5 separate regions of the Homo sapiens genome follow, and all the other regions are linked to region 1. A link is an interaction called in ENCODE POLR2A ChIA-PET data of the cell type or tissue named here. Cell type or tissue: MCF 10A. All regions are shown on one strand. Region 1 overlaps ZNF589 (zinc finger protein 589). Region 2 holds the start of ATRIP (ATR interacting protein). Region 3 holds the start of MIR4443 (microRNA 4443). Region 4 overlaps PLXNB1 (plexin B1). Region 5 overlaps CCDC51 (coiled-coil domain containing 51).

Region 1 (4,000 bases):
ACTCCAGACACACCATGTTTAAGAATTGTAACACTCACCGTGAGGGTCCACGGCTTCATTCTTGAAGTCAGCAAGACCAAGAACCCACCAATTCCAGACACATTAGGGTGGTAGGCCAGGCATGGGGGAGATCCTACATTCCAGGTACCCCTAGCCCTTCCCCTAAGCAGGCTAACCTTGGGGATTCCCTGGAGATCAACCACTTCCAGTGAGAGGGAGTGGACAAAAGCCTCTGGACCAGCCATTCCTTCTCTCTCTCCAAGTCCTTTTTCCTCTCTAGCATCAAAACCAAGCCTAAGTATTTTGAGGTTACATGAACATCTCTCCCCTTCTTTTCTGTGGCAGAGTCCCTTAGCAAATAGAGGCACTGGGGCCTGAGTGGATAGCTCTCCAAGGTACACTCATTGACACAGGGTATCAGGTAGGGCTAGCCCCAGCCCAAGGGAGTAAGGCAAACTGTCAGAACCTGGGCCATATGGGCCCTGGAGTGTGAGGAGAGACAAATGGCTAAAGGCCCTGGCACCATTCCTGGATGTAATTTAGCCACCCGAGCATGGCTAAAACACTGGGTACTGAGATTGGAGGATTTAAGAGGAGCTGTGTTTAAAATACCCTTAAACCTGGTATTGGAAGGCTGATGATGCAGCATTGCTAGATCCCTGTCATTGAAGGCCAAGGTGGCGTGGCTATGTTTAAGTCCTGAGTCTGAAGAACTTTTAGAGTGTGGTTAAAGAATCTTGGATTTGGGACTGGAGGGTTAGGAAGGGGACCTGGTAAAGGTGTCCCTCAGATTGTAGGGCTGGAGACTGAACTCTGAGTAAAATCTAAAGGTGGGGTAGGAGAGGAAACAGCAAAGGCTAGAGATGTAGAAAAAAATAAAGCAGGAGAGTGTCATGGAAGCTAATGGAAGAACACAGTTGCAGAAGGAAGTAGTCAGATGCAAAGACCATTCCTCCAAGGGGACCGTCACTTGACACCTCTGCTCTCAGAAGTTAGATCTCTGTCATCTTCACATCTAAAGGAATGTAAGGGGTCAAAAGACTGTCCCCAAAGCTCTTAGAACAAGAGTGGGGTGGGCGTACAGTGGATAGATTTGACTCCAAGTATCTCTTAAGGGGCCACTTCCAGCCAACACCTTACTCTCACTCCATGAAGGTTTCTCCCGAGTGTGTCCTCTGACACGTGACAAGTAATGATGTCCACGTACAGCTCTGTCCACATTACCTTACAAACAAGGCTTCTCCCTAAGCATTTCCGCTGGTGTGGCTGATGGCTGACTTGTTGCTAAAATCACATCCTCACTCCTTGCACCTCTAAAGCTTTTCCCCGAGTGTATCTTCTGGTGTATGATGAGCTGTGACTTTCTCCTAAAGCTTTGCCCACACTCCACGCATGCATAAGGCTTCTCCCCCGAGTGTATCCTCTGATGTAAGCTGAGAGTGGACTTGTGGCTAAAGTTTCGCCCACACTCGATGCATGCGTAAGGTTTCTCTCCTGTGTGTGTCCTCCAGTGTCTGTTGAGGAGTATCTTCCGGCCAAATCCCCGCCCACATTCCCCACACACATAAGGCTTCTCCCCTGAATGTGTCTGCTCGTGTGCGAGGAGAGTTGATTTATCACAAAAGCCTCGCCCACACTGGCTGCACACATAAGGTTTTTCCTTGGAGTGTGTACTCCGGTGGTAGTGGAGGGTTGACTGAGCTATAAAGCCTCGCCCACACTCTCCGCAGACATAAGGCTTTTCTCCTGTGTGTGTCCTCTGGTGTCTGATGAGCTGTGATTTCGTGATAAAGCCTTGCCCACACTCCGTGCATGCATAAGGCTTCTCCCCAGAGTGTATCCTCTGATGTACACTAAGAGCGGACTTGAGGCTAAAGTTTCGCCCACACTCAAAGCACGTGTAAGGCTTCTCTCCCGTGTGTGTCCTCCAGTGTCCATTGAGGACTATCCTCCGGCTAAATCCCCGCCCACATTCCCCACACACATAAGGCTTCTCCCCTGAGTGTGTTCTCCGATGTGATTTGAGCGACGACTTCTGGCTAAATCCATGCCCACACTCCTCACACACGTGAGGTTTCACCTCTGAATGTGTCCACTGGTGTAGGAGGAGAGTTGATTTAGCACGAAAGCCTCGCCCACACTCTCTGCAAACAAAAGGCTTCTCATCTGAATGTATCCTCTGGTGTGTGTTGAGACATGATCTCCTTACAAAGCCTCGGCCTCAATCTCTGCACACATAAGGCTTATCCCCCGTGTGAATTCTCTGGTGCTTAATGAGCTCTGACTTTTCACGAAAGCCTCGCCCACACACTGTGCACATAAACGATTTCTCCCTTGTGTGTGTCCTCTGATGTCTGATGAGGTATGGCTTGCAGCTAAAGCCTCGCCCACAATGGCTGCACACATAAGGTTTCTCCCCGGAGTGTGTACTCAGGTGGTTGCGGAGGACTGACTCAACTATAAAGCCTCGCCCACACTCTCCGCAGACATAAGGCTTTTCTCCTGTGTGTGTCCTCTGGTGTATGATGAGCTGTGACTTCCTGCTAAAGCCTCGCCCACACTCCCTGCACACCTGTGACTGCCTTTTGTCTGAAGATTTTTCTGCTGTGACTGCCTTCTGTCTGAACAGGTTTGACTTCTGGTTAAAAGCTAGTGCACACTCCCCAAACGTGACTGCTCCAAACCCTGGGGTTTCTGCCCTCTTGGAAATTCTGTCTACTTCCTCAGAGCTTGCATTCTGGGCTGGACTGAGCTGTATCTCTAATATTCTGTTGCCTCCCCAAGAGCTTATTGGTGGTCTCTGGAACAGGCTAGAGAAACCCACTAAAGCCCCCCTTTCATTTGTACTCCAAAACAAGGGTCTGACGCCTCCTTCCACTCGTTGATCTTCTGCTTCAGCCCCCCTGTGATTTTTATCAGAAGGATGTTGTGACTGTGGCTGATCCTCTGGGCAGGGATTTCCTGGGTGGAGTTGATTTCCTGCATGGAAACCTGGAATAGGATGATTGTGTAGCTCATCTTGGCTGAGGAACTGCTGACTGCCAAAGGCCAGAGGGCAAGAAGGGCAGGTATGGACTTCTGGCTTTGATTCTGCTGAAGAAAGAAAGTTTCCAGTCAGAAGAGTCATAGGAAGGGCTGACTGGGCTCTTGTTTTATGATAAGACCTGGCCCATTAATCATTCTCAATGATTAAAGTCTTTCTCCCCAAGATGTGCTGTGCAGGACCTATATTTTCATTCAACCTCTTCAAACTTTTGATTTGGAAATCATTTCAAATATACAGAAAAGTTGCAAGAATATGAATAATACAAAGGGCTGGGCACAGTGGCTCACGCCTGTAATCCCAGCACTTTGGGAGGCGGAGGCGGGCAGATCACGAGGTCAAGAGATTGAGACCATACTGCCCAACATGGTGAAACCCTGTCTCTACTAAAAATACAAAAATTAGCTGGGTGGAGTGACGGGCGCCTGTAGTCCCAGCTACTCGGGAGGCTGAGACAGGAGAATCACTTGAACCCGGGAGGCAGAGGTTGCAGTGAGCCAAGATCATGCCACTGTACTCCAGCCTGGCGACAGAGTGAGACTCCGTCTCAAAAAAAAAAAAAAATTCTTCTATTTATTAGTTAGGCAAGGGTCTTCAGTTAGGCTGATAAAGGGTCTGGCCTCCTGGATTACAAAAAGTTCATGGTTGTTTGTTATCTTCAGCTGGTTAGAAACAGTTGCAATTTAATTTTGATATTTCTTAGGAAAGTGCAGCTAAATGGTAACATTACTGTATTTGCCGACTTGTGGAAAACAGGGAAGAGCAGGTCTTGGATTGGAGGACCAAGAGCCAGCCTTCTTTAAGTCAGTTGTGCCTGTCTTCTCCACTGATGAATCCTCACTTCTGGTAGAACTTGGCATGTAATCTTCCTCTAGTAAATATCTACTTATGAGTGGGGAAACTCAAATGAAGGCTTCCTATGCACATTCTTCAATACTATTCTGTACTGCATTCTAC
Region 2 (4,000 bases), 180 kb before region 1:
AACTCATAAATGATCCTTCTAAAACAACAGATCCTATTATTCTTTCCCTATCCTTCATCCAATTCCAAGAGTCTCATCTAAAGCCTGAGGAGATCTCATTGGCCAGAACTCAATGATCTACTTATTATTCAGTAATAGTTACTGACCACATGCAATATGCCAGGCATGTTAGGCTCTACAGGTACAATAGTGAGCAAAATTGATACTTCCTTACACTCACAGAGCTTAAAAGACATTCAACAAATAATCACACAGATAAATGTAAAATTACAACTGTGATTAAGAACTGCAGAAGAGAACAAATATAGGAAAGCCTATAATATGACAGCAATCTGACTTAAGTGGGATGATTGGAACATTTCCCTAGGGAAGACTTGAAGGAGCTGAGAGCTGAAGGACAAGTAGGAATTAACCAGATGAGTGGAAATGAATGAATGAAAAGTATACTCAATGTACAAAGAAAGAACAATGTATAAAGTTCCTGTATTGTAAAGAAGCAGAGAGAATTCAAAGAATGTTAGTGCAGCCAGGACCCAGAGAGTGAGAAAGGGCCAAACCAGGCTGGGCCTTTCAGGCCATGTTAAGGATTCTGGTCTTCACACTAGAAGAAATAAGAAATTATTAAAGGGCTTTCATTAGGGGTGTTCATGGCTGGGTGCGGATGGCTCATACCTGTAATCTCAGCACTTTGGGAGACCAAGGCGGGTGGATCACCTGAGGTCAGCAGTTTGAGACCAGCCTGGCCAACATGGCGAAACCCCGTCTCTACTAAAAATACAAAAATTAGCCAGGCATGGTGGCGGGCACAAGTAATCCCAGCTACTTGGGAGGCTGAGGCTACTCGGGAGGTTGAGGCAAGAGAATCTCTTGAACCTGGGAGGTAGAGGCTGTGGTGAGCCAAGATGGCATCACTGCACTTCAGCCTGGGTGACAGAGTGAGACTCCGTCAAAAAAAAAAAAAAAAAAAAGGGTGTTCACGTATATCTGTGTAAGACACAGCCAGATTTGAGTTTTGAAAAGATCACTCAGAATGTGATGTGAAGCCTCACTTGTAGGGAGTCAAGACTGGAAATGGGAAACCAATTTAGCAGACCATTGTTCAAGAGAGGACTCATGGTAACACAGATCAGGCAGCTGGTAGAAGCAATGTGAATAGGATAGACTCCAGAGAAGGATTAAGAAGGTAAGCTTGACATGCTTTCCAAATAAATTAGATGTAGAGTCAAGGAAAGGGGAAGAGTCGCTTTGTGCCACTGGATGGAGAGTCGTGCTAGTTACTTCCTTGTGGAACATCTGGTCATCATTCTCTGAATGTCTGCTTTGCCGGCACCATGCTAGAAGTGCTGGAGGAGGACTGGGTTTCCAGGAAATGATCGTGTTGAGTTTAAGGTGCCTTGAGACACCCAAGTACAGATGCAAGGTGCACTCAAAACATTTCTCTTTCTGGGAGTCCTCAAGACTTCACTCACTCCTCAACTAGAATGTAAGCTCCATGAAGGACAGTTTTTGTATTTTGTTCATTGTAAGGTCAGCTGCAGTTCCTCACGTTTGGGCACCTAGCACAGTTTACTGGTTGTATAAAAGAATAAATTTATTTCATCTCTTGCCTGTGTCTGGCTCCTCCCATGCTCACACTGCCCAAGGGAGACAGTGGGCTTCATAAGATCTAAAGCCGCTCAAACTTGTCACAAGAATGGGTCCCCATGCATGGGTAGTGATGGTTCTGATGGTGGTGGTAGGTGTGTTCCAAGGATCTCTGCTTAGAACCAAGAACCAAGTGGCCTAAACTTTAGAAAATAACGTAAAATGTCAACTTAGCCTTCTGTGTTTCAAATCGGCTGTTTGACCTGGCTAATGCATTTCCCCCTAAAATCAAAGGACCTTCTGGAAGACAACCGCTGCTTAAATCAGGGTGTTCCCATATTTTAAAAAGGCGAAAAGGCAGTGCTGGCCGCGAGGTTCCGAAGCCACAGCCATCAAGGGGATCTGGCGCGGTTGACAACTCCCTCCGAGCAAAAGGCCGCGAGGAGCACTCACTGGACACGTCCCGAGCCGCGGCCGGACATTGGCTCAGGGCCTGTGACGCGAGGGTGTCAAGCTCCTCCAGGTCGTCGGCAGTGAAGTCCCCATGCGCGCCGAACGGGTCGTCAGGGTCCGGGGCAGCGGCTGCGGAGAAGCCCCGGGCCCGCTTGCTCGGGGGGTGCCCGGTGCCCGGCGGCGGGCCGGGGCGAGGCGCCGGGGGCTCGCTCCGCCTCTTGCTGCCTGGCGCGGAGGTCCCCGCCATGCTTTCCGCTCACCCCAAGTATCCGACAGCGCCGAGCTAGACTTGCCTGCCGCCAGGCCGGAGAACTGGACCAACCGTCCGCGCGCCGCCGCTTGCCTCCGCCGCGAGTGCCCCGCCCCTGGCCCAGGGGCCAATCAGCTGGCAGGCGGAGGGCGCGGAGGAATGACGAACGTCCGAGCGCGCCGCCACACCCGGCCCCGCCCGGTGTTTAGAGGTCCACGGGCGGGATTCGGCAGGTTTGCTGCAAGGACTCAGTGCGGCGCGACCCGTTACCGGAGAGGCGGGCCGGAGGCGCACCAGCTCCGCCGCGCTGGTGGCTTTGCGCTCCCTCCCTGGCATTCCGTGGAGGAGGGCCGCGCAGGAGCAGCCTGCCCTAGCATTCACGCGTGTTGCGTTTGAGTCGAGCCAGGCATCATTCAGGGATGTGGTCTCCGTGACCTCGCTTTCCTTCTGCCGCCAGACCCACCTCCCACAAACCCCTAGGCTTTCTTGAGGAGAGTGGAATTTGTTGGGTGAGGAGTATGAATAGAGCTGTCGTGTGCAGACATCTTCGGGTTTAGTGAATGTTTCACATGTGTACATTTGAGGTAGGCCCAGGGAGGAGGAAAGTCCAAGGAGGAATGATGTTTGGAGCTGTTCTTGTGTGGGAGGGGGTGGGAGCTGCTCAGGCTGTTAACATCCATTCCTCTGAGTGCTGGACTGTTTTTTTTTCCTAAGCTCTGGTTGTATAGAATAGGGCTCAGGAGGTCAAGGAAGTCCCCCTGTAAATGGCACCTGCGCTGTCCTACAAGTTGAGTCAAGTTAGCAGGATAGAGGGGTAGGAGGCTGGCACATAAGACTAACACGAGAATTCTACATTGAAAGGGAGGCCACACAAAGGCCAGGTAAGAGTTACCGGTGGCGAACAGAGGTAAAGCTTCACAAAGGAGCAGCAATTTGAGGTGGGCTTGCGTGCCTGACAGATTTTATTGGGCAGCTGTGGTGTGCAGAAGTTAGCCGCAATAGAGAATTTGGCAATGGAGAGTAACAGGAGCAAGACTCTTTCAGCCTTACCTGCTCAGTGCCAAACTTCACCTGTGAGTGTCCTAGGAATATTTGTGAAAGCATTAAATGAAAAGAGTAAATGAAAAAGAGAGTGCTATCAGGGCCTATAATGTCTAAGGAGTTTAAAATTTTTTGGAGCAACTGGTAGTCTCCGTCAGATAGCTTCCCAAGTGTTGCATGCTTAATTGCTGCAGGACTCTGGTCCTGGAAAGAGACAGGACTGTTCATTTGTTAAAGAGGGATAGGTTCCACCAAGTAACTTGCTTTCAGGAACAGTGTGAATCACTGGTGCTCAGGTTTGTTTTAGCAGCATACGGCTGGGTGCCAGCTAGCAAGGCCCCACAGGGAATGCCTGAAGCCTACTGAAGGGTGCTACTGGCTGTGCAACTTTCTGGAGAGGACCAACACAGGCTTCCCCCTGCCCCCTCTCCCGCGTTAATATCTAGTACATTAATCATGAAAGTTTTCAATATTCTAAAACCTAGTTTTGATTTAGCAGTCTCATAATGGTTCCAGAGCGCTCTTCGACAATATTCTCAGAGAAAGCTGAGCATTATTAACATAATTGTATTAAGGGCCTGGGAGGGAAATCCAAATACTTGTGCTTCTGAATTAATTTTTTTTTTTTAAATACAGGGTCTTGTTCTGTCTCCCAGGCTGGAGTGCAGTGGT
Region 3 (4,000 bases), 74 kb after region 1:
ACAAGGGGCAAGATCCTTCCCATCTATGCATTCCTGTTTCCTCCTCTGTGAAATGAACACGGGGGCTGCATTGGATGAAATGGAAACTTCTTACAGTGTGTTCTATGGAACAGTGGTCTGCAAAATTCTCTGTGAAAAGGGTTCCTCATGCAAGGAAGTATGTGAAACCTCCCTCCTGCTGTTTCTTGAAGACTCACAATACACCACTTGCTAAAGGCACTGAGTAATGCCACAGAAAAGGAACCTGTTTCACTCTGATTAACCCTGATTTCTTCAAATCTGTTCCCATTTTCACAGAACATACAAACATCCCAGGAGGCCTGGGGCATGCCTTGGAGTCTGGATCTTAGGCTGGAAGGATTGGAATGGGCCTAGCCCCAACTCCTTCTGGGGCAAGCATTGCTCAGGGCTAGAAAGGGATAGGTTCTAAAACCCACGCCTCCAACCCCCACCATGCCATCCCTTTATCCTTCCCCATACTGCACTTTGCTTAATATCAACCAGCCATCAGCAGGATGGTGCAAGAGGCTCTAACTCAACCAGGACAGGAAGGAATCCAGGAACAATTCACCTACCAGAGGCCCAAGGATTGAGAAAGGCCGGGACTGAGCAAAGACAGCACAGGTCCAGCTTGCGCAGGTCTCCAGCCCCCTCCCAGCCCCCAGCACAGGGTGTTTCCTCTCCTCTGAGTCTGTTCTGTGCAGGGGCACAGCACCCAGGTATAAGCTGTAAGGAGGGCTCAGATGCTGCCTAGGAACTCTGCCTTCCAGAAGGAGGGCCCCAGGAAACCTCACAAGAAAACTTAGCCCTTTGAAATGAAATCCTCACCCGATTCCAGAACCTATTATGGCTCCCTACCACCCCAGTGGCCTCCGTTCACTGCCCACTGGCTCTGACCTAACTCATCATCTCCATCTACCGGGGAATCACCTTCCACAGAACGTTAAGGTTGGACACCACTCAAAGCAGTGTTCAGGGCCGAGCACGGTGGCTCACGCCTATAATCCCAGCACTTTGGGAGGCCGAGGTGGGCGGATCACGAGGTCAGGAGATCGAGACCATCCTGGCTAACACGGCGAAACCCTGGCTCTACTAAAATTACAAAAAATTAGCCGGGTGTGGTGGCGGGCGCCTGTAGTCCCAGCTACTCGGGAGACTGAGGCAGGAGAATGGCGTGAACCCGGGAGGCGGAGCTTACGGTGAGCCGAGATCGCGCCACTGCACTCCAGCCTGGGCGACAGAGCGAGACTCCGTCTCAAAAAAAAAAAAAAAAAAGCAGTGTTCATGTGTGTAGCGTCATACACTCAGTAGTGTGTGTCAGTAAAGAGGAATGAACTAACCATAGATGCAGAAACACAATTAGCACAGGGGTGGGGTGAGGGGGACAGTGAGGATTAGCAACACCTCGAATTTCTTTCTTTTTTTTTTTTAAATATTGAGACGGAGTCTCGCTGTTACGAAGGCTGGTCCGGAACTCCTAGGCTCAAGTGATCCTCCTGCTTCAGCCTCCTAAAGTGCTGGGATTAGAGGCATAAGCCACCACACCTGGCCAACCCCAGGAATTTCTCCGGTACATTTTATTTCAACCACTATCTCTACTACTTACTCTGTTTTCTCTTGCTGATGCCTCTGTGTGGGAGACCTGCCAGGGGCCATTACTCCCATTTTCTTTTCTTTTCTTTTTTTTCTGAGATGGAGTCTCACTCTGTCGCCCAGGCTGGAGTGCAGTGGCGCGATCTCCGCTCACTGCAAGCTCCGCCTCCCGGGTTCACGCCATTCTCCTGCTTCAGCCTCCCGAGTAGCTGGGACTACAGGCACCTGCCACCACGCCCAGCTCATTTTTTTGTATTTTTAGTAGAGACGGGGTTTCACCGTGTTAGCCAGGACGGTCTCGATCTCCTGACCTCGTGATCCGCCTGTCTCGGCCTCCCTAAGTGCTGGGATTACAGGCGTGAGCCACCGCGCCCGGCCATTACTCCCATTTTCTAGAGGGGTACAACTGAGACCAAGAGTCGTCAAGAGGCTGCCACAGGCCAGGCTGGCTCACACCTGTAATCCCAGCACTTTGGGAAGGACAGGGGGGTGGATCACTTAAGCTCAGGAGGTTGAGGCTTCAGTGAGCCAAGAGATTGCACCACTGCACTCCAGCCTCAGGTGACAGAGTGAGATCCTGTCTCAAAAAAAAAAAAAAAAAGAGTCTGCAACATAAGATAAAGGGCCAGCTGAGACCAACAACACAGGTGTAAGGCTCCTGGCCCTGAGCATGTCCCACCTTGCAGAAGGCTCTGGAAACATCCCAGAAAGAGGGGTGTATTTGGTTTCTCACACGTGTGCTAAGCTTTATTCTTTTCTACCAGCAACTCTCAATTCGTTCCCAAATAATGGTCTCCTGGGAATATAGTGCCCTCCGGTGGCCTTCCTGGGTGCTACATCAATGCCCTCCGATGGGAAGAGTGGGATGAAAAGTCCTTCCTCAACCTTCTGGGAAGAGAAAAGAACCCTAGGAACCCACCTCACCACCCCAAGCCATAATCCAGTCTATCTTCCATGGGGAAAAGGAGGGGAGGAATGATGGCTTCTCAGAGACTCTTTCTAAATCCACTGCCTTCAGGATAACATTCAAAGTCTTATTCTTTATTCACTCCACAAACATTTCTCCTTGTCGCCATGAGCCAGGCTTTATGCTGCTGCTGGGAACAAGGGACCATAGTGCCCCGAAGGAGCTCCCAGCTCCTGCAGGAAGTCCAGGGCCGGCCTCTCCTGCTATGCCTGGATGCCTGCTTCCCACCTTCAGAGGCCAATAGCTTCCCTCCATCATGACCTCTCCACGGCATCATTTTTTTTTACTTTTTTAGGAGCAACTGGAGAGAGGAGGAAAATCTGAGAGTGGTGCTCTGAAAACCTAGCAAAGCGAATGTTTCTAGGAGTGGCCAAGCATGCAGTGAGGATGATGGGTGGCTGCTGGGTGGAGTAAAGCTAGGACTGCAAATTGGTCACTGTATTCAGCAAAATGAAGGTTCCCGGAGAATTTGACAAAAGCCGTTTCCACCCTGGCACAGTGGCTCATGCCTGTAATCCCAGCACCTTGGGAGGCCAAGGCGGGCAGATCACTTGAGGTCAGGAGTTCGAGACCAGCCAGTGAAACCCCATCTCTACTAAAAATACAAAATTAGCCAGGCGTGGTGGCGGACACCTGTAATCCCAGCTACTCGGGAGGCTGAGGCAGGAGAATCACTTGAACCTGGGAGGTGGGAGGCGGAGGTTGCAGTGAATTAAGATTGCCACACTCCAGCCCGGGCGACAGAGTGAGACTCCATCTCAAAAAAAAAAAAAAGCCACTTCCATGGAGTGGGGAAAATCAATGTCTGATGACAGTGGGTCCAAGAGAAAATGTGAGGAGAGAAATTAGAGACAACTTTTTTGAGGAGTTTTACTGTGTTTTGTTTTTTGGGTTTTTTTTTTTTTTGAGAGGGAGTCTTGCTCTGTCTTTCAGGCTGGAGTGCAGTGTCCTGATCTCTGCTCACTGCAATCTCTGCCTCCCGGCTCAAGCAATTCTCCTGCCTCAGCCTCCTGAGTAGCTGGGATTACAGGCGCCCACCACCATGCCTGGCTAATTTTTGTATTTTTAGTAGAGATGGGGCTTTCTTTTCTTTTTTTTTTTTTTTTTTGAGAGGGAGTCTCGCACTGTCACCCAGGCTGGAGTGCAGTAGTGCCATCTCCACTCACTTCAACCACCGCTTCCCAGGTTCAAGCAATTCTCTTGCCTCAGCCTCCCAAGTAGCTGGGATTACAGGTGCCCACCACCACGCACCACTAATTTTTTGTATTTTTAGTAGAGATGGGGTTTCACTATGTTAGCCAGGCTGGTCTTGAACTCCTGACCTCATGATCCACCCATCTCGGTTTCCCAAAGTGCTGGGATTACAGGCGTGAGCCACCATGCCCGGCCAAGATGGTGTTTCACCGTGTTGGCCAGGCTGGTTTTGAACTCCTGACCTCG
Region 4 (4,000 bases), 130 kb before region 1:
ATCATCACTGCCCTGGAGGAGGATGGCACGGCCCAGAAGATGCAGCTGGGCTATCGGCTCCAGCAGATTGCAGCTGCTGTGGAAAACAAGGTCACAGATCTATAGGAACCCAGGAGCCACGGCCTGCTGTTGCTTCAGCCTGGCCTGGGCAGCCCTGGAAGCTCGGAGGAGAGGCCACCTTCTTAGGTGCCTGTAGTGACTGACAAGCAGAGTTAGTGGAAGGTGACTCCCAGTCTCCTGGTGGCTCTGGCCTCGGCCCTGCTGGATCCACCTCCTAGACCCGGGGCCTCAAGGCTCATGGGGTAGTACCCAGCCTGCTCCCCGAGTCCAGCGACCCTGTGACACCGGTCTGCAGGGAGTTGGGGACTAAGGGCTTCCAGAGAGTGGCTGGAAGAGACTCCAGGCCCCTGGGGAGACTGTACTGTTCCTGAACACTGGCCTTGGCCACACTGGGATTCGGAGAGGAAGGAGGAGAGCCCCATGCTTCCTGTCTGCCTCCTCCACCATCCCTGACCTCAGTTGAGCTGCCTCTGGCCTTGTTGCTGCTGCCACATCCTAGGTCTAAGAGTTGAACGCCTCTCCTAGGCCACTACAAACTGACCCCTCAGCAGGGCTGGCTGCCACAGGGCTGCCCTGCCTCATAGGTAGCCATGGTGAGGGCTATCTGCTGCAGGGGGGTCTTGGGGAGAGTGGTGACTCCATTGACCCAGCTTTTCATTAAAGGATAACACACTGCACTGAGTCTGATGTGTGAGCCCGGCCTAGCCCCTGGCTACTAGGAGGACGGCAGCTATGCCCAGCAGGTACCAGGGGGAGGTGGTATCTATACTCTTGGGGAGTCTCATGGTTCCCCATCATATCCCAGACTGCAGGGCTGGCTGAGGCTCTCCTTGACGCCTGGGCAGGGTCTGGTGGGGTCAAAGCTTCCGTGAAGGAAGAACCCCATCTGGGGCAGGGCGGGTGACCGAGATAGAGGGGTCTACAGTCTCTTCAAGGGGGCCTGCTTTATCTGCAGTTTGCGTATTCTCACTTCTCCACTCATGTTCTATTTATCTTGAAAGGGACTAGGAAAGGATGACATAATTACAGGCAACTCTAGGCAGAGGGGGTCTCGAGGGCCATTTTCCATGGTCCTGTTCCTGGACTTAGGGTTTCTGTGTTGCCTTCCAAATCAGGGCATCCTAGGGCCGGCTCCTAAACTGTCTGCCTCCATGAAGGCCGCCTTATATGGTTCTTCCTGATTTGTACCTGGAGGTGAGCTTGGAGACTGTCTTATCTGGTCTCATGTTGCTAGTTGGGTCTGTAGGGCAGGGGGTTGATACTCCTCTTGACTTGAGACCACCCTCGGCCTTAGCAGAAGGCCAGCCCCCCATGGAACAGAAGAGATAGGGTGGCAGCTCTGCCTGGCAGATGAGAGGAAGGCCCTTCAGCCTTGAGGCCTTCAGAGGGATCATCCCTTTGGCCCTCTGCTTATCCTCCATAACCCAGTGACCCTTAGCATTTCCTCTCGTCTGGCACAGAGACCACAACCTCCCCTCGAGGTCTTCATTGAGTGTTTAGAGAGAGACAGACTGATAGAATTCCAGGAGGACTCCTATCCCCTGCCTTTTTTTGGCCCTAAATAAAGCCATCCACTGTAGGGTTGCCCCTACAATCCACAAAGTCCTTGTCCCTAAGGAGCCATGTTGGTCTTGTCTGTGCCGGGGGTAGTCATAGCTGCTATTCTTCGCTGTGGCTCCATTGTCCCTTCTTTCCCATTTCTGCCGGATGTGGGGACCACAGTCAGGTCAGCAGCCAGGTGCCATCATTTGGGAGCATGTGAGCTTGGATGCTCTGGCCAGGTTTTCATAGCCACCCAGAATGGTCCTGACTTTTCCCGTTGGAGACCATGGAATGGGTCTCCATCTTGACCATCTCTGGGAGCAGGGTGGATGGGAAATCCACTTGAGGGTGGACTTCAAGCAGACACAGAGGGAAGCAGCCTTGGTCAGCACCACAGACCTCGACAGAGCCATGCCTCTGTTCCAGAGGCCTCTCTGTTCCAGGTTCAGGCCCCTGCAGGTTTTAGGGGTAGGTGAAGGCTCCCGGGAGAGGGGGGCCATGTGCCTGCAAGCCTGGGCACGTGCCCGCGGGAGGGGTGAGTACTGAACGTGCTTTGAGTCACTCACTGAGTCATGGCTCAGCCGCCACAGAACATTGTTATAATAACAGACATAGAGAAGAAAAACCTGGCACAAGAAGATAGGAAATTCTGTCTTCACTCCAAACCATGACCAAGAATGGAGATTCCAACACCAGCAAGAATTTGTGATCGCTTAACTTGGGTCATGACCACAATTTCAGCATAGAACATTTGTAATTCAGTTTGATCAATCTTTTCCTAATTTTTATTAAGACTGCAACGAAAGTGTGCCCTCATTATTACATTTTTCACAAACCTGTTAGCATACAAAGGGCCTTTGTTTCTCATTACCACCCGGGGCTCCTTAAGGCGTTTTATGGAGTGATGTGCTTTATTAAAAAGCGTTTTCACCAACTTAAAAGTTGGAATAATTGTCCAAATGGTTACATGACCCAGGAGTTCTATATTTTTATTAATTTTCTGATACTGAAATAATCGTGCTAATTAAGATAACAGCTGAATTTATGCTGATGAATGTTGGAATTCTTAGAAGCCACCTGAAACCTTCCAAATGGTCAGGACCTGGATCCCACTGGCCAGTGCCAACAGGTGACTCTGGGTGGTGCTGGGGGATACAGGGAACCTAGCTGTGTTCTGCTTGGCACCAATGGCTGCTGATGCATGTGTTTCCTCCACCAGGTTCCCTAAGGATGCCACATTGAAGAACAAATACACCCCAAACTACCTAGGTCAGCTGACTGGCGATGTTTTATGGATCTCTCTTTAAAAGTGTTCTGTCGGCCAGGCGCAGTGGCTCACCCCTGTAATCCCAACACTTTGGGAGGCCGAGGCAGGCGGATCATCTGAGGTCAGGAGTTTGAGACCAGCCTGCCCAACATGGCAAAACCCCGTCTCTTCTAAAAATACAAAAAATTAGCCAGGTGTGGTGGCGGGCGCCTCTCATCCCAGCTACTCAGGAGGCTGAGACAGGAGAATCGCTTGAACCCGGGAGGCGGAGGTTGCACTGAGTCGAGATCGCGCCACTGCACTCCAGCCTGGGTGACGAGCAAAACTCCATCTCAAAAAAAAAAAAAAAAAAGTGTTCTCTGTCTTAATTAAGGATGATGGTTTATCCAATTCCAAATGTTTACCAAAAATCTAAGATAAGGATATCACCATGATGTTTGAAAGAGAATTTATGCCCTGGTTGTGATGTTGGGGTTTTATTGATAAGAGTTTCAGTTATCTGGATGATATGTGCACGTGTAAGGAAACAGAATGGTTTGCCAGTTGTCCAGGTGGCCATGAAGAGAACCTCTGGAGGTCTAGGAATGTGAAGCTCAGATTTTGGAAACCTGGTCCGGTGTCCTGGGCCACAGGTAAGTGGCTGAAGCTGGTGGTTTGCTGCCATCTTCTGGCCATAGTGTGGAATTTATCAGAAGCAGCTACCAATGAGGGTGTCTGGAGCTCTATAAATTGCAAGCCTGGGCAAGATAGCCAGACCCCATCTTTACGAAAACTGTTTAAAAATTAGCTGGGCATGGTAGCACACATCTGTAGTCTCAGCTATTTAAGAGGTTGAGGTGGGAGGATTGCTGGACTCCAGGAGTTTGAGGCTGCAGTGAAAGATTATGCCACTCCACTCCAGACTGGGTGACAGTGAGACCCTGTCTCTTCAAAAAAAGAGAGAGAGAAATCACAACAGTGGAATTCAGTAGTGCTGGAGCTTAGTGAGTAATCTTACCCTGTCTTTAACGTGAATTCTGGTTTTAGGGTGAGCTATGTCTTAGGACATAGTTGAGATAACAGTGAGTGACTAGTCAAGAAAACAGCCGGGCACAGTGGCTCACACCTGTAATCCCAGCACTTTGGGAGGCC
Region 5 (4,000 bases), 170 kb before region 1:
TGAGTGGGGACTGGAAACCGAGTGAAAAATGGCATGTGAAGGAGGAGCAGGTGAAGGCCAGATCAGAGGGAGCTGGACGGAATCAGAGAAGAGGAACAGAAACAGTGAATTCAGGCAGTCTGTCAAGGAGTTTGGTTATAAAGGAAACCAAAGAAATGGGGCAGTTGCTGGTGGGGGGGTGTCAGATCAATTACTGAGTAATGTCTCAGGAGGAGAGAGGATTTGGGACCTGGGGCACAGGTTGGTTTTCCCTAGAAGCATGGGTTTTTTATCCTGAGGATCAAGAGAGGAGGTGGAAATGGGGCAGTTACTGATGGTTGGGAAGGTATGGTGGGAGTTTGTGGAAGTTCTCTTCCAACTTTTTATTATTTTCTTGATGGAAAATGAAGCAAGCAGACCATCAGCTGGAAGTGAAGATGAGGAACAGATGATAGAGGCTTGAGGAAGGGGCAGTTGGTAGGAGACAGCCATCTACATAGAGCGGGAGAATGGATCTGAAGGGGCAGGATTCCGAACTTGACCCTCAGGGCCCTGCTTCACCTATCCAGCCTCTCCATCCACTCTTCTCTGCTTTTGCTTTCCAGTTGCACTGACTGCCTTTCAGGTTTTGGGCGACCTCAAGCACTTTCCACCTTTTCTCTTTGCCAGGAACATTCTTCTCCTTGCTGGTTGGGGGGCCTGTGAAACATCTAAGTGGTGACATCCTGGGGGCTGAGAAACAGGGCCCAGGGTTGGGGGCTGGTGGGATGGTGGAGAGGCTGAGGGGAGGGACTGGAGTGGAGAAACAACTCCAGTTGCCACATGGGAATTATTGCCACATTCCCTTATGAAGTCTGTTGTCACCCAGCTTATGTTCTAGTGAGAGAATAGGCAACACATAAGGAAATATATCCATCAGGAGAAAAATAAAGCAGAGAAGGTAGCTGGGGAGGGAGTGGTCAAGGAAGCCTTACTGAGAGGTGATATTTGGGCAAAGATGAAGATGTCGGGGTGAGCCGAGTAGACTCGTGGAGGAAGAGTCATCCAGCTGGACAAGGTGGCAGGGCACAGACCAGCACGGTGGCTGGAGCAGAGTATGGCAGTAGAAGGAAGAGGATGAGGGCTGAGAGGTCTCAGGATTTCTTGGCCACCGCCAGGTGAAATGGGAGCTGTTGGGGGATTTTGATCAGAGGGATGTAATCTGATTTTTGTGTTACAGGGCCTTGGGCTGCCATGTGCAGAACATGGGGGTGGGGGACGGCAGGGGAGAAAGCCGAGATTGCATAGGAGACAGTAGCTGTCATCTCTGCCAGGAATGGGTGACTTTGCTGGGGTCTAAAAATGGGCAGCTAGTAGAGGAGGTGCTGGGAAAGGAGGCTGAGAAGGTTGGAGGAAGCCAAGAGGGGCAGTGATGTTGGGAAGAGAGGGTGTTGAAAGTGGTGCCAGCCATGGCGGACACTGCATGCTTTGTCTGATGAAGGATACACCTGCAGGGGTGTTATAGGATCTCAGCCTGTGTGTCATGGGTGCTGGCCTTGAGGCCTGGGAGTCTGACTGGGCTGCTGGGGCCTGGATGGTATGCACCCTCATGGGCATGGAACCCAGCCTTATGAAGGGGGCCCAGGGGTTTGGGTGTGGCACCAGCTTGGGATCACTGTCACAGTGAAGTTCCCTTCTGCGGCTCTCAGCTCAGGCCCACTTTGCCCAGAAGACATGTTTCTACCCAACCAGCTGTGTTTTCAAAGCCGCTGAGCTTCTCCAAAGACAGTTCTTAGCACAGCATGATGGAGAGGAGGCTAGGGTGCTGTGGGGAGCCTCTGTCTCATATCACCTTCCATCAGGAAGCCCCTTTCTATTCTGTATCTGGAGCTCCTTCAGTTCCTTCCTGTCTGCAGCTCCCTCTGCTTTTCTCTCTGTGGCGTGGTCTGTTGGCCACCAGGTGTCGCTCTCACAGCCAGGATCAGTGCTTAGGGACTTTGAGGTGTGGTTTGGCCAGAGGAGGGTGCTGTTGGCTCAGCTTTTTCTGGGAAAATGGGTCACCTGGCCACCTCTTTGGGGTCCTCAGAGTCACTGGCACTCTTGGGCTCAGGTGAGGCCTGATTCTGGATAACAGGAGACTCCCTGCTGTCCAGGTAATGAGAAGCAGGCCCAAACATCAAAGCAAGATGGAAAAGGGAAAGATGAGAGAAACCTAACCTGTTGAGCAATGGCAGGTTGGAGAGGAAAGAGAAAGCTTATGGAAGTCGTGAAGTGTGAGACTGAGAGTTGGTAGCCTGGAAAGTCTGGGGGCGGAGTTGTATGGCGTGAACCTAAGAAAAGTCCTCTGTGGCAAAAACAGTTTTGTTTTGTTTTTTTTTGCCCCTGGAATTATCTTAGAGGAGAGCTGAGAGTTTTCTGTCTTGGGTCACAAATGGCCTGTGTCCTTAGGTCCTTGCACAGAATTGAAACTCTGCTTCCCTTGTGCTGAGGCAGTCCTTGGAGAGTCTGGGGAGTTGGTTTTGAGGCTGTTTTACAGAAATGATCCTGGATCTTAGTCTTCCTGAATTCCCCTGAGTTCCACAACATTGCAGGGAGTATTTATGCGTCTTTGTGGGGCTTTGTCAGCATGTGTACAAGTCTGGTTTAAAAACTGTCTTTGACATCAGAAACCTGGGCACCAGGATTCTCATTCAAGTCACAGCAGAGAGACCTGGAGGATGTAGGGAAGTGGGTAGCAGGGAAGGGTCCGCTTTGTGTGGCATGGTGGCGGGCACTGGAAGGTATGGCATCCTAGAGGCTCGTCCCCAACTGTGTTCCATTGTCCAAGAGCACCCAGAGGAGAGCCTGACCATCCTCTTGCCACAGGGGCCACAGTCTCTGGGCCCAACAGGGTGGTGCTCAGTTTAGATGATTTGAGTGGGGATTAGTCTGTTCAGAACTGTCCCTAGGCCTCAAAACTGACTTATGTCCAGCCTTTCTCAGCTGTGAGCTGACCTGTCTGGCGTCCCCCTCACAGATCTCAGGATGATGGGGCGCAGCCCTGGGTTTGCCATGCAGCACATCGTGGGTGTGCCCCACGTACTGGTTCGGAGGGGCCTCCTTGGAAGGGACCTCTTCATGACCAGGACTCTCTGCAGCCCAGGCCCAAGCCAGCCCGGAGAGAAAAGACCTGAGGAGGTGGCCCTGGGGCTGCACCACCGCCTCCCAGCACTGGGAAGAGCCCTGGGGCACAGCATTCAGCAACGAGCGACCTCCACAGCCAAGACTTGGTGGGACAGATATGAAGAGTTTGTTGGACTCAACGAGGTTCGAGAGGCCCAGGGAAAGGTGACAGAGGTGAGGAGGGGAGCTGGGGTGGCTGGCCCCGCCCTCTGACTTGGGAAATGTGCCAAACCAGTCACGTGGTGCTGGGTAGCCACATCCAGACTTGTGTTTAGCCTCATTTCTCACGTGGAAACCTGGGCTTGATGCTTCTGGGGTGAAGGTCTCCATGTAACTGTGCCACCTACTTTCCCCGAAAACAGTTACTGTGTACCAGTAAGTCCCTGGCCACTAACATCCACTCTGTGAGGCCAGCAAATACTTCCTTTGTGGACCATTTGGGGATTGATGGTGAGAGTTACGTGGGGCTTGCTGCGGTACTGTTACTGTGTGTAATTACAACATCTTTTGTGAAGATAGAGGGCACTAGGAAATGTCACAGTGTGAGGTGGAAAGAGCTGGTGGTGGTTGTCAAGTCCTTTGTGGTGGCAGAAATGCATTCTGTCATCTCTGTTCCCACTCCTGCTTAGGCATGTAGTAGTGTAGCGTGGTGGGAAGAACCTGGGGTTCAGCTGGGACTTTGAGACAAACAGTGCCATCTCTTTCCTTGGAGATTGTGAGCTTGGCTGAGCTGGTGTTTCTGGGTTTATAAACTGGAGGCCACAGCAGTGCCTTTCATGGCATTGTTATAAGGCATAAATAAGGCAACACACGGGAAACAGCCTACCAACACAGGTTTGATGGACACAAATTGTGTGCATTGTTAGCTGTTTTCAAGTTT

The links. Peaks named below come from ENCODE experiments on the same cell type or tissue, not always from the same donor. Only the 100,000 strongest peaks of a DNase experiment are listed, where the experiment ranks them.
Region 2: POLR2A ChIA-PET joins it to region 1 with 12 read pairs; 18 of 35 experiments call an interaction of 5 or more read pairs at or near these places.
Region 3: POLR2A ChIA-PET joins it to region 1 with 12 read pairs; 13 of 35 experiments call an interaction of 5 or more read pairs at or near these places.
Region 4: POLR2A ChIA-PET joins it to region 1 with 11 read pairs; 3 of 35 experiments call an interaction of 5 or more read pairs at or near these places.
Region 5: POLR2A ChIA-PET joins it to region 1 with 15 read pairs; 16 of 35 experiments call an interaction of 5 or more read pairs at or near these places.

The regions. Positions count from the first base shown.
Region 1 is chr3:48,267,008-48,271,007 of GRCh38, reverse strand. ZNF589 (zinc finger protein 589) reads right to left here. Exons shown (of 4, transcript NM_016089.3): 4 at 18-3,093. The coding sequence ends at 2,222. Among named protein-coding and RNA genes, the nearest start is that of ZNF589, 28 kb to the right of the region's middle. In MCF 10A, no CTCF peak of the experiment used is centred here; a DNase peak (open chromatin) is centred at 2,457.
Region 2 is chr3:48,445,130-48,449,129 of GRCh38, reverse strand. It overlaps ATRIP (ATR interacting protein), which reads right to left and starts at 2,393. Exons shown (of 13, transcript NM_130384.3): 1 at 2,038-2,393. The coding sequence starts at 2,284. ATRIP-TREX1 (ATRIP-TREX1 readthrough) reads right to left here and starts at 2,351. Exons shown (of 15, transcript NR_153405.1): 1 at 2,038-2,351. It also overlaps a transcript of CCDC51 not described here. RefSeq lists a silencer at 2,089-2,448. In MCF 10A, no CTCF peak of the experiment used is centred here; a DNase peak (open chromatin) is centred at 2,409.
Region 3 is chr3:48,193,017-48,197,016 of GRCh38, reverse strand. MIR4443 (microRNA 4443) reads right to left here and starts at 453; the gene lies at 401-453. RefSeq lists an enhancer at 263-792. In MCF 10A, a CTCF peak has its summit at 2,415 (motif pointing left); DNase peaks (open chromatin) are centred at 2,176 and 2,406.
Region 4 is chr3:48,400,591-48,404,590 of GRCh38, reverse strand. PLXNB1 (plexin B1) reads left to right here. Exons shown (of 38, transcript NM_001130082.3): 38 at 1-737. The coding sequence ends at 105. Among named protein-coding and RNA genes, the nearest start is that of PLXNB1, 27 kb to the left of the region's middle. In MCF 10A, CTCF peaks have their summits at 3,348 and 3,549 (motif pointing left); DNase peaks (open chromatin) are centred at 2,170 and 3,520.
Region 5 is chr3:48,434,111-48,438,110 of GRCh38, reverse strand. CCDC51 (coiled-coil domain containing 51) reads left to right here. Exons shown (of 4, transcript NM_001256964.2): 2 at 2,975-3,294. The coding sequence starts at 2,983. Among named protein-coding and RNA genes, the nearest start is that of CCDC51, 4.0 kb to the left of the region's middle. RefSeq lists silencers at 122-171, 1,900-1,999 and an enhancer at 2,486-3,328. In MCF 10A, a CTCF peak has its summit at 1,956 (motif pointing right); a DNase peak (open chromatin) is centred at 1,950.